Regions from separate parts of the Homo sapiens genome. Here region 1 is linked to region 2. Evidence: read pairs that join two places in POLR2A ChIA-PET (ENCODE). Cell type or tissue: CD4-positive, alpha-beta T cell. All regions are shown on one strand. Each heading gives the region's core, and the rest is flanking DNA. Links, peaks and the distances in the headings are about the cores only.

Region 1 (5,384 bases), core at 305-5,304, 660 kb after region 2:
AACATTACTGCCGTTATGTCTTTAAAAAATATTAGGATAGGCCGGGGGCGGTGGCTCATGCCTATAATCCCAGCACTTTGGGAGGCCAAGGCAGGTGGCTCACTTGAGGTCAGGAGTTTGAGACCAGCCTGGCCAACATGGTGAAACCCCATCTCCACTAAAAATACAAAAAAATTAGCTGGGAGTGGTAGTGGGCACTTGTAATCCCAGCTACTAAGGAAGCTGAGGCAGGGGAATCTCTTGAACCCGGGAGGCAGAGGTTGCAGTGAGCCAAAGTCATGCCATTGCACTCCAGCCTGGGCAACAAGAGTGATACTCCGTCACAAGAAAAAAAAAAAAAAGGCCGGGCGCGGTGGGTCACACCTGTAATCCCAGCACTTTAGGAGGCCAAGGCAGGCAGATCACGAGGTCATGAGATCGAGACCATCCTGGCTAACACAGTGAAACTGTGTCTGTACTAAAAATACAAAAAATTAGCCAGGTGTGGTGGCGGGAGCCTGTAGTCCCAGCTACTTGGGAGGCTGAGGCAGGAGAATTGCTTGAACCCGGGAGGCGGAGCTTGCAGTGAGCCGAGATGGCGCCACTGCACTCCAGCCTGGGCGACAGAGCAAGACTCTGTCTCAAAAAAAAAAAAAAAAAAAGGTAAACATAGTAGAGGCAGTGGTAATAATATGCACAATTCAAACAATAAAATATCAATTTTATTTTAATGTAGTTTTGATTAGGTGTTTTTTGTTTTTGTTTTTGTTTTTGTTTTTGAGATGAAGTCTCACTCTGTTGCCCAAGCTGGAGTGCAATGGTGCGATCTCGGCTCACTGCAACCTCCACCTCCCGGGTTCAAGCGATTCTCCTGCCTCAGCCTCCCAAGTAGCTGGGACTACAGGCATGTGCCACCATGACTGGGTAATTTTTGTATTTTTAGTAGAGACGAGGTTTCACTATGTTGGCCAGGCTGGTCTTGAACTCCTGACGTCGTGATCCGCCCGCCTTGGCCTCCCAAAGTGCTGGAATTACAGGCGTGAGCCACCGTGCCCAACCTGGGTTTAATTTTGAAAAGCCAAAAAACCTGCTGTCAAGGACCATGGGGTTTGATCTTAGTGGGGCCATCCCGACATCGCGCTCTGCAATGTGTTTGAGAAGGCAGATCTGAGGTAGCATGAAATAAAGACCCATGCCAGGCACCAGTTGGACTTTAAAGATATATCTTTCAAATGTGAAAAATACTAGATTCTTCTTTTTATGCCACCAGAACGTTTTGAGGAAATGGGATCCTTTTTTTTTTTTTTTTTTGTTTGAGACAGAGTCTTGCTCTGTCGCCCAGGCTGCAGTGCAGTGGTGCGATCTCGACTCACTGCAAGCTCCACCTCCTGGGTTCACGCCATTCTCCTGCCTCAGCCTCCCGAGTAGCTGGGACTACAGGCGTCTGCCACCACCCCCGGCTAATTTTTTTTTTTTTTTGTATTTTTAGTAGAGATGGGGTTTCACCATGTTCGGCAGGATGGTCTCGAACTCCTGACCTTGTGATCCGCCCCCCTCGGCCTCCCAAAGTGCTGGGATTACAGGTGTGAGCCACCGCGCCCGGCAGAAATGAGATCCTTAACACTGTTCACAACATTATTGTTGAGGTTTGGAATCCCAGACATAATGAGCAGGGTGGCCTAATGGCACGTGGCAACAGAAGACAGAGCACACACAAAGGATGATTGAAGAGATGCCGATGCAAATTGCCCACAGCGTGTATGTATGAGGGAGAAAGGAGTCATTGAAGATTTTCCTATGATAAAGTATTTTTAAAACAACCAACAGATACGTACTGGACTCCTATGAGTAAAAACACTGAGAGTCCAGACAAAAGCGAAGCTGCTTCAGTTGAATAGAATCCCATCTAGTTTAAGTTACAATATATACACATGCAAAATACAAAACTTTATCATGTCCCAAATGCATGGTGAACCAGGAAGAGAGAGATCACTGTGGACTTTGATACTTGGATTAACCCTTAAAGAAAGCGCAAGTCTCTGCAAACTGCAAAACGGTAGATAGGAGGAAAGCGGAGGGAATTCCGGGCAAGAACTAGCTTGGTGCTTAGGGTTCAACACAGATTACATAAATTGATGAGAACAATTAGCCCCTAAATGGATCAAATCAGATTTCTCCATGATGTGTAAATAATTTATGTAATAAAGTCCAGGAGAATTTCTAACATAATGGAAAGTCTTGTGAATCAGTGTGATCATAAAGTTAAAAGACATAGCCAGGTGCAGTGGCTCATGCTTGTAGTCCTGGCTACTTGGGAGGCTGAGGCAGGAGGATTGCTTGAGCCTATCAGGTTGAGGCTACAGTGAGCTGTGATCTCACCATTCTCTCCAGCCTGGGTGACAGAGTGAGACTCTATCCCCTGACAAAAAAAAAAAAGTTAAATGATAAGTGACCCCTCTACCCTCAAGTTCCCAAAATAGTAAGTGACTAGGAGAAATTATTTGCAGCAAAAGATTAATATTCACAATCACAAAAGACATTCTTTAAAAAGCTATTTAAAGAAAAAGATAAACTGGCCAGGCATAGTGGCTCACGCATGTAATCCCAGCACTTTGGGAGGCTGAGGCAGGTGGATCACCTGAGGTCAGGAGTTCGAGACCCGCCTGACCAACATGGAGAAACCCTGTCTCTACTAAAAATACAAAAATTAGCCGGGCGCAGTGGCTCACGCCTGTAATCCCAACACTTTGGGAGACTGAGGTGGGCAGATCACAAGGTCAAGAGATTGAAACCATCCTGGCCAACACGGTGAAACACCGTCTCTACTAAAAATACAAAAAAATTAGCTGGGTGTGGTGGCACATGCCTGTAATCCCAGCTACTAGGGAGGCTGAGGCAGGAGAATCACCTAAACCCAGGAGGTGGAGGTTGCAGTGAGCTGAGATCACGCCACTGCACTCCAGCCTGGTGACAGAACGAGACTCCATCTCAGGAAGAAAAAAAAAAATTAGCCAGGTGTGGTGGTGGGTGCCTGTAATCCCAGCTACTTGGGAGGCTGAGGCAGGAGAATTGTTTGAACCCAGGAGGCGGAGGCTGTGGTCAGCCAAGATCGTGCCATTGCACTCCAGCCTGGGCAACGAGCAAAACTCCATCTCAAAAAAAAAAAAAAAAAAAAAGATAATGCGACAAACAAAAAATTAGGCAATAGGAGTAAATAGGCAATTCACAAAAAAGACATACAAATGGCCAATAAACATAGGAAAAGATTTCCAACCCCCTGACTATGAGGAAAATGCAAATTAAAACAGTAATGGAATAGCATTTTGTTCAACTGATGTACAAAAATGAGAAAGATTCCAGGAGGATGTAGAGGAAACTGAAAGTCTCATAATGTCAGTAAAAATATAACTTCTTGTGGACTTTGTAAAATATATATCTGTACAGAGGGCAATTTCATGGATCTGTTAAATATAAAATTTCGGCTGGGTGTGGCGACTCACACCTTTAATCCTAGCACTTTGGGAGGCTGAGGTGGGTGAACTGCTTGAGCTCAGGAGTTTGAGACCAGCCTGAGCAACATGGGCAAAACCCCATCTTTACAAAAATAAAAAATAAAAAAATATATATATGCATACACACACACACACATAAAAGTGTCATACACTTTGACATTCCATTTTTAAGAATTTGTTCCTCAAAATTATTCAAATGTGCACAAAGATAGGCATAGCAGAATGTTTATTGCAGCACTGTTTGTCATAATGAAAAATCAGCAGCCATCTAAATATCCAACAGTAAGTATGTAATGATCAAGTAAATGATTAAGTAAACTCTAGTACATCCACACCATGTACTACTATTCAGCAATTTTTTTTTTGTTGGAGATGGAGTCTGGCTCTGTCACCAGGCTGGAGTGCAGTGGCGCGGTCTCGGCTCACTGCAACCCCCACCAGGCTGGAGTGCAGTGGTACACTCTTGGCTCACTGCAACCTCCGCCTCCCAGGTTCAAGCGATTCTCCTGCCTCTGCCTCCCAAGTAGCTGGGATTACGGGCACGCGCCACCACGCCCAGCTAATTTTTGTATTTTTAGTAGAGATGGAGTTTCACCATGTTGGCCAGGTTGGTCTTGAACTCCTGACCTCATGATCTGCCTGCCTCGGCCTCCCAAAGTGTTGGGATTACAGGCGTGAGCCACCGCACCTGGCCTATTCAGCAATTTTAACAGAATAAAGTGTCTATATCTGTACTGACACAAGAAGATCTCTAGGCTGGGCATGGTGGCTCACGCCTGTAATCCCAGCAGTTTCGGTGGCTGAGGCAAGAGGATTGCTTGAGGCCACAAGTTTGAGACCAGCCAGGCCAACATAGCAAGACCTTGTCTCTATTTTAAAAAATGAATAATAAGGCCAGGCGCGGTGGCTCACGCCTGTAATCCCAGCACTTTGGGAGGCCGAGGTGGGTGGATCACGAGATCAGGAGATCGAGACCATCCTGGCTAACATGGTGAAACTCTGTCTCTACTGAAAATACAAAAAATTAGCCAGGCGTGGTGGCAGGCGCCTGTAGTCCCAGCTACTCGGGAGGCTGAGGCAGGAGAATGGCATGAACCCGGGAGGCAGAGCTTGCAATGAGCAGAGACTGCGCCACTGCACTCCAGCCTGGGCGACAGAGCGAGACTCCATCTCAAAAAAAAAAAAAAAAAAAAAAGAATAATAAATTTTAAAACAATAATACAAATAAAATAAAATAAAGATACAAAGAGAAAGAGAGGCCTTGTGTTTACCTGTTTAAAAAATGTTAGAACCTCACAATAACTGAGTTTAGTTTCTTAATCTACTCCACATATGCTGTAAGATACAAAGCACTGGCAGCAGCTCCTGAAAAGGAACCAGCAGAATGATCAATGTGATGCTTGCTATGTAGCATTTTACAAAGTCAACTTATGAAAGAAAGTCTGATCCTTTCAATTTTCCTGCCCAATTATTTTCGGTTGATATGTCTCTGGAAAATCTCTATCCCTCTCACCATGAATATTTGATTAAGTCTATTCATTTTTTTCCTCCATAAAGCATCCTGGTTTACACTTCGCCTTGTTTGTTTGGTGAGGTGGTTGAATGCATTTGTTTGTATGATCCTGGTAATATGTCATCATTGGAGTTATAATATGTTAATTTTTCAGAAATTTACAAAAACTAAAGAGAGGATACTTAATACCAGTGCCACCTCAATTCAGTGATATCAGTATACAAACACACTGGCCATTGTGACATGTAGCAACAATCCAGTATGTTTAATGTTTAAGAAGCCAAGTCGGCTGGGTGCGGTGGCTCACACCTGTAATCCCAGCACTTTGGGAGGCTGAGGCAGGTAGATCACAAAGTCATGAGTTCGAGACCAGCCTGGCC
Region 2 (5,384 bases), core at 204-5,203:
CTAATTCATTAGACAAGAAAACATTATAGAATAGATAGAATGTAAACAGTGTACTCTCTTTGTCTCACAAAATAGATTACTCTTATGTTGACCCTCCTATGTTCTATTTTTAAAAGAACAAAGTATTTAAATTAAAGTAGTTTCACTCCTTTGATCAACAAGTCTTTATTAGCACACAGCACTAATGTGTTAGGCCCTGGGGATACAGTGGTAAGAAGGCTCAAAGTCATCCACAGTACGGCACTGCTGAGTCGGCACTGCTGAGTCGGACAGAGAGGAAAACCTTCAATCACAGCGTGGTGTGAAGAGAGTGTCTCAGGGTACTATGGGGCCAACAAGTGGCATGATCAGATTATCTTTCAAAAAGTTTTCTTTCTCTACAGCATGGACAATAAATTGGTGTGCATAGGAGGCAAGACGGAGAAACAGAATCATTAGAAACTGGTCCTGGTAAAAGGTGGAAAGGACCTAAAGCAAGGTAGACCACCACTGTGGGGATAAACTGGGAGGATTGCTGGATAGATTTTAGAAGGCAGAACTGGCAGATGTAATTATCAGAGTGGGGCAGGCAGGGAGTCACACAGAGGGAAGAGTCCAAGAAATCTCTCCAACTGGAGACATTGACGATTTGGTACCTGAGTAGATGGAATTACTGTTTTTCCAGAAAAACCGGAAGAGGAACATGTTTAGGTGGCAAATGCTGAGCAAGTTTTGCTCATATTGAAGATGCTTTCAGACCACCAGTTGGAAATGTCCTGTCTCCCTCTCTGGCGCTTAGGAGAGAGACTGAGGTATAGCTGCTTAGGAGTCTTTTCCCTTATAGGTTGTAGTGGAAGACATATGAGCCAAGAGGAACACCTGCCACGCGAGAAGTTAAGTCAAAATCTTTGGAAACGTTTATGCAACAGGTAAAGGAAGAGGTCTCTGCAAAAGAAACCAAGGAAAAAGTAACCAGTCACATAGGAAAAGAAAGGTCACTACGTAGAAATGAAAACTCAGAACAGCCAAATAAAATATTGTCTTTTGACCTTGAACTTTTTACTTACACTAAAGTTCACTTTTATTATGGGATATTTTAGTTCACTTATATCGGATTTCTGGGTGAGAAGGGCTAGCCTGTGTTTGTTAACACTATTGTCTGTCCTGTGAGTAGTAGCTCACATTTGCAGTCTCCGTGCCCAGTTCTGACCAGATATCCTGGTTTATGACAGCACTAATTTAAAATGTTGAGAGGCAGGGTGAGTGGCAATTGAGACACATGCTAACTGGGTGACGACACTGGGTGAAGTGGGGTTAGTTATTGCAACGACTTCTTTAGGAAGTTATCAAAATTAAATGAGGTAATATCCATAAAGCTCTTAGAGCAAAGTATGGTACATGGAAAGTACTATATGCTTTAGCAAATATAATTTTTATCAACAATACTTATTAGAGAATATGCAGTATTATTTAGAGGAGGAAAGAAGGAACCCACTTGGTCTTCATAATACCTAATGAAAAAGATAGCCAATTAATTCAGTCCAGGCAATTCAGTAGGATGGAGACTGGCATATTGATTACTTATTTGATTGAATTGACAGGACCAAATGGACATTATGGAATAGATTGGTCTGCTTGGCCTATAAAGTACCTTTATACTTTAAAATGTTAAGAAAATCGCATCAGGATTGGCATCTGCTTACCCCAAAACTATAATTAATTGCTGAAAAAATAGCAAACAGGATCCATTTTTAACTTTATATTATTTTTATTTCTTTATAAAAACAGAAATACCCTGAATTTTGTAAATATAAAATATCCTTTATTGAGTGGGTATTATTTGCCAGGTATGTAGTGTGTGTATTTTTGAGTTTCCCAACAGTGCTGCAGGAGTAAATGGCATTCCTGTTTTACAGATGAGGAAACTGGGAAACTTTCAAACTGGGAAGCTTTCAGAAAGCTTAACTTTTTGGCCTTGGATCAATCTCATATAGGTGACTAAGCCTGTATATGGCTGTGTGCTCTTTCAGATTTCAAAACCTGTGGTATTGTATGCTGCCGTAAACTATGAAGAGGTATAGCCGCCTGGTCTGTCTGCAGACAAGTCAGGGGCCTTGTAATCTCAGCTCTTTCCCCGCCTCTAGGTTTCAGTTTCCTCATCTTGAAGGTACCTAATTTCCTTCCAGATCTAGATTCTGTGAACTTTCATGAACTAATGTAACAGAAACCAGAAGACAAGATAGGAATCTTGATTCTTGTTTTTTTCCTCATATGCAAATACCATTCCTCAAGTGAAACAGATTGTCACAGCAAATACGTTGAGCCTTGAATGTAATGAAGCTCATTTGTCAGTGTCTGGGGCCCCGTAACTTTATAAAAGTTAAACAGGGACACGTTTCAGAAATGCACTTCTGAACCTAAGAAAATGCCTGTGCTTCCTGTTGCAAAAGGTGTTCCTTTTCAGTTGCTTGAGAAAATAATAGAGAAGCTGATGAGAACATGGATGTTTTGTTTAACACAGGCTTTTTCAAACTGCACATTCCTCTTATGTGCGTTGCTCACACGTCATTTTAATATGAAAGGGCACCTGTCTTTTGTCTCAGTACACATGTACCTTTCAGCATTTCAGATGGCGAAATGGGAGGTACCTGAAAAAGTTATTTTTGTTTGGTGGGTTTTGGGAATCCATTCAATACCTGGTGTTTTCTTTAGACTTTATTCTGCCTTCTGCTGGGTAAATGTCATGGAAATGCACTTAGTGACTCTTAATCCTTTTCTTTAACCAAAATTGAAAGAGACAGCCGTTTTCATAATCCATCAGTTGGTTATTTCAAGAAAAAACAAAACAAAACCCTGATGTGAGTTTTTGTTTTCCCAGAACACTTAGTCTATTTAAATAATACCTACATTTTTATATGCTGCATATACATAGAAAGTTGTATTTAACATGAACTCCGAAATGGAGTTACAGAGTTTTCAGGATGAACAATAACAACCACACCTCCCCCACCCTTTTTTTGTGTGTGTGTGTGGTATGTCGTCTTTTTTAACATTTAGAGGACTATTTCACTTTAAAAAACAGATGCTCTTCTTATTAGTGTTGGTTAACACGTTTCTTTTTCAGAAGTTTTCCTAGTTTAGTCCAGGTTTTTCACAGAACTGGAGAAGCACAGGTTGTGGTGAAAATGGTCATATTCTTTTTTTTTAAATACAAAACCTGGAAGTGGCCTAAGGATTTATCATGGGACATAGAGACCATCCCTTCAGAATTGAAGACCTAGAAGTTAATAAGCTATACACCAAGCACTGGCATGGTATCACCCAGCTAGCCACCCGTTACCCAACTAGTGTCCTTTGATTTTTCTCTTTACATCAAAAATGTAATGTCTCAACTTAAAAACAAAAAAAACTTATTAAGATTTATTGGCAAAGAAATGCACAATACCTTTTTCTGTAAGTTTGCTCTTTCATAGATTTAATATAAGAAACCAAAATCAAAGATTATCAAATCAAAGTAAAGTCAAAACTTTAGATTATTCAGAAAAACATAAAACACATTTTTAAAGACTATTGTCAAAAGAGGTTGACTGTGTACTTGTGAGTTAGACAAAAGAAGCAAAGAAGGTAGGTAGGCTGTCTTTATTTTTAGCTTATTTCCAGAGAAAATAGTTTTGAATAACACATTTGCACATTCCTCTTATGTGTGTTACAGAATTCAAGTAATTTGAAGAATTCTAATTCAAATGAGTTTAGGGGAAATGCATTATTTCTAAAGAAATTAATAGAAATCAAGTTTCTGATCACCACTGCTCAACCTGATGCAGAGTCGCCCAGGTGCAGCAGCAGCCCAGGCCCTGGGAGGGGTCTGACTCCATTTATTGTCCCAGCCAACTCTTTTCATAGGAACATTTTCATGGAAAATTCACCATTCTGTCCCTGCTGCTGACTTCTTAAAAATTATATTTAGCTTTCTATTTTCTAGCAAGTTTTTAAAGGAAAGAAGACAAAAAAGACAATTCTGTTCTTTATGATAGCCTTTCAGGGCTCATTTACACATACTACTGGATATCTTACAAACTTAATTATCTTTCTAATTAGTTTTTTTACTCTCATCATGAAGTTAGTTTCTGCTGTCTTAATGTGTTTATAAGATTGTGTGCTTTAAATTGCTTCAAAGCACAAACATAAGATACAGTGTCCTGTTAAAACACAATGCAGTAGCTACTCAAATTTTTGGTATCCATTTCTAAAATTTCACTAGTCTAAAGAGAGCACTTATAGACTTTCTTTCCTGTTTTGTTTTGTTTTTTTTAATGAAATACTAGGCACTGGGCGTATATAATGAAAACAGGTCTCTCTTGAGCTCTCTGGCTGGACACAGTAGCCATCTTCTCTTCCCCTACCCCCATAACTCAGCCTCTAATTTTGAGGAGAGAATTGAAGATATTGTTTTCTTTTTTTTTTAAGCATGGTGAGAGAATGCTTAAATTCTAATTTTATTAATGGGGCAATGGGAGCGAAGAATATTATGCATAGGATTTTTGGGGGGATCGTAAAAGTGTATGTTTTTATAAGGAAAATTTCAAGGAAAATTCATTTTATCACTTAGATAATTAAATTACTGTTTTCTGATATACTTTCTTCCCCCTCCCCCACATAGGAAAGGTTTTCATTCCTTATTACATGCCTTCATTAGTTACTTAGCCCCAAATAGCTTATAAATTTTTTTATTATTATTTTTTCTTTTTAATTAATTAATTAATTTATTTATTTATTTTTTGAGACAGAGTCTTGCTCTGTCACCCAGGCTAGAGTGCGGTAGCACCATCTCAGCTCACTGCAACCTCCACCTCCTGGGTTCAAGTGATTCTCATGCCTCAGCCTCCCAAGTAGCTGGGACTACAGATGCACGTCACCACACCAGCTGATTTATTTATTTGATAGACATAAGGTTTTGCTATATTGCCCAAGCTGGTCTTGAACTCCTGGCCTCAAGTGATTGATCCTCTCACCTCAGCCTCCCTAAGTGCTGGGATTACTGCCATGAACCACCGCATCTGGCCTAGCTTATAATTTATATATCATTTTTATTGATTTTATTCGTGGAGTAGGGAAGTATCTGCCTCTTGTATTTCTGAGGCCTCTTCCCTTGTTTTTCACGATTGTTTATTACACTTGATCACACTTCACTTGCACTGTTTCCCCACTCTACATTTATGGGCTCAGACAAACCCTTGCTCTACCAGGTGCTGTTTTCCCTGCTGCTTCTGCCTTTAAAATAGCCATCTTAGAAACAGTTCCAAACATCTCAGCTTCTACTTTCTGATCCTTCTCATGTTGTAACCCCACTTCCCAGACTCAATAGGAAGGTAACTCATCAGTGTTCACAGTGGCTATTTTAATAC

The links. Peaks named below come from ENCODE experiments on the same cell type or tissue, not always from the same donor. Only the 100,000 strongest peaks of a DNase experiment are listed, where the experiment ranks them.
Region 1: POLR2A ChIA-PET joins it to region 2 with 13 read pairs; 5 of 35 experiments call an interaction of 5 or more read pairs at or near these places.

The regions. Positions count from the first base shown.
Region 1 is chr13:73,041,823-73,047,206 of GRCh38, reverse strand. No RefSeq gene overlaps it. Among named protein-coding and RNA genes, the nearest start is that of KLF5, 14 kb to the left of the region's middle. In CD4-positive, alpha-beta T cell, for the core only: no CTCF peak of the experiment used is centred there; no DNase peak of the experiment used is centred there.
Region 2 is chr13:73,699,642-73,705,025 of GRCh38, reverse strand. All of the region lies in intron 7 of KLF12 (KLF transcription factor 12), which reads left to right. Among named protein-coding and RNA genes, the nearest start is that of LINC00393, 40 kb to the right of the region's middle. In CD4-positive, alpha-beta T cell, for the core only: no CTCF peak of the experiment used is centred there; DNase peaks (open chromatin) are centred at 2,115 and 2,445; H3K4me3 peaks cover 1,109 bases; H3K27ac peaks cover 3,863 bases.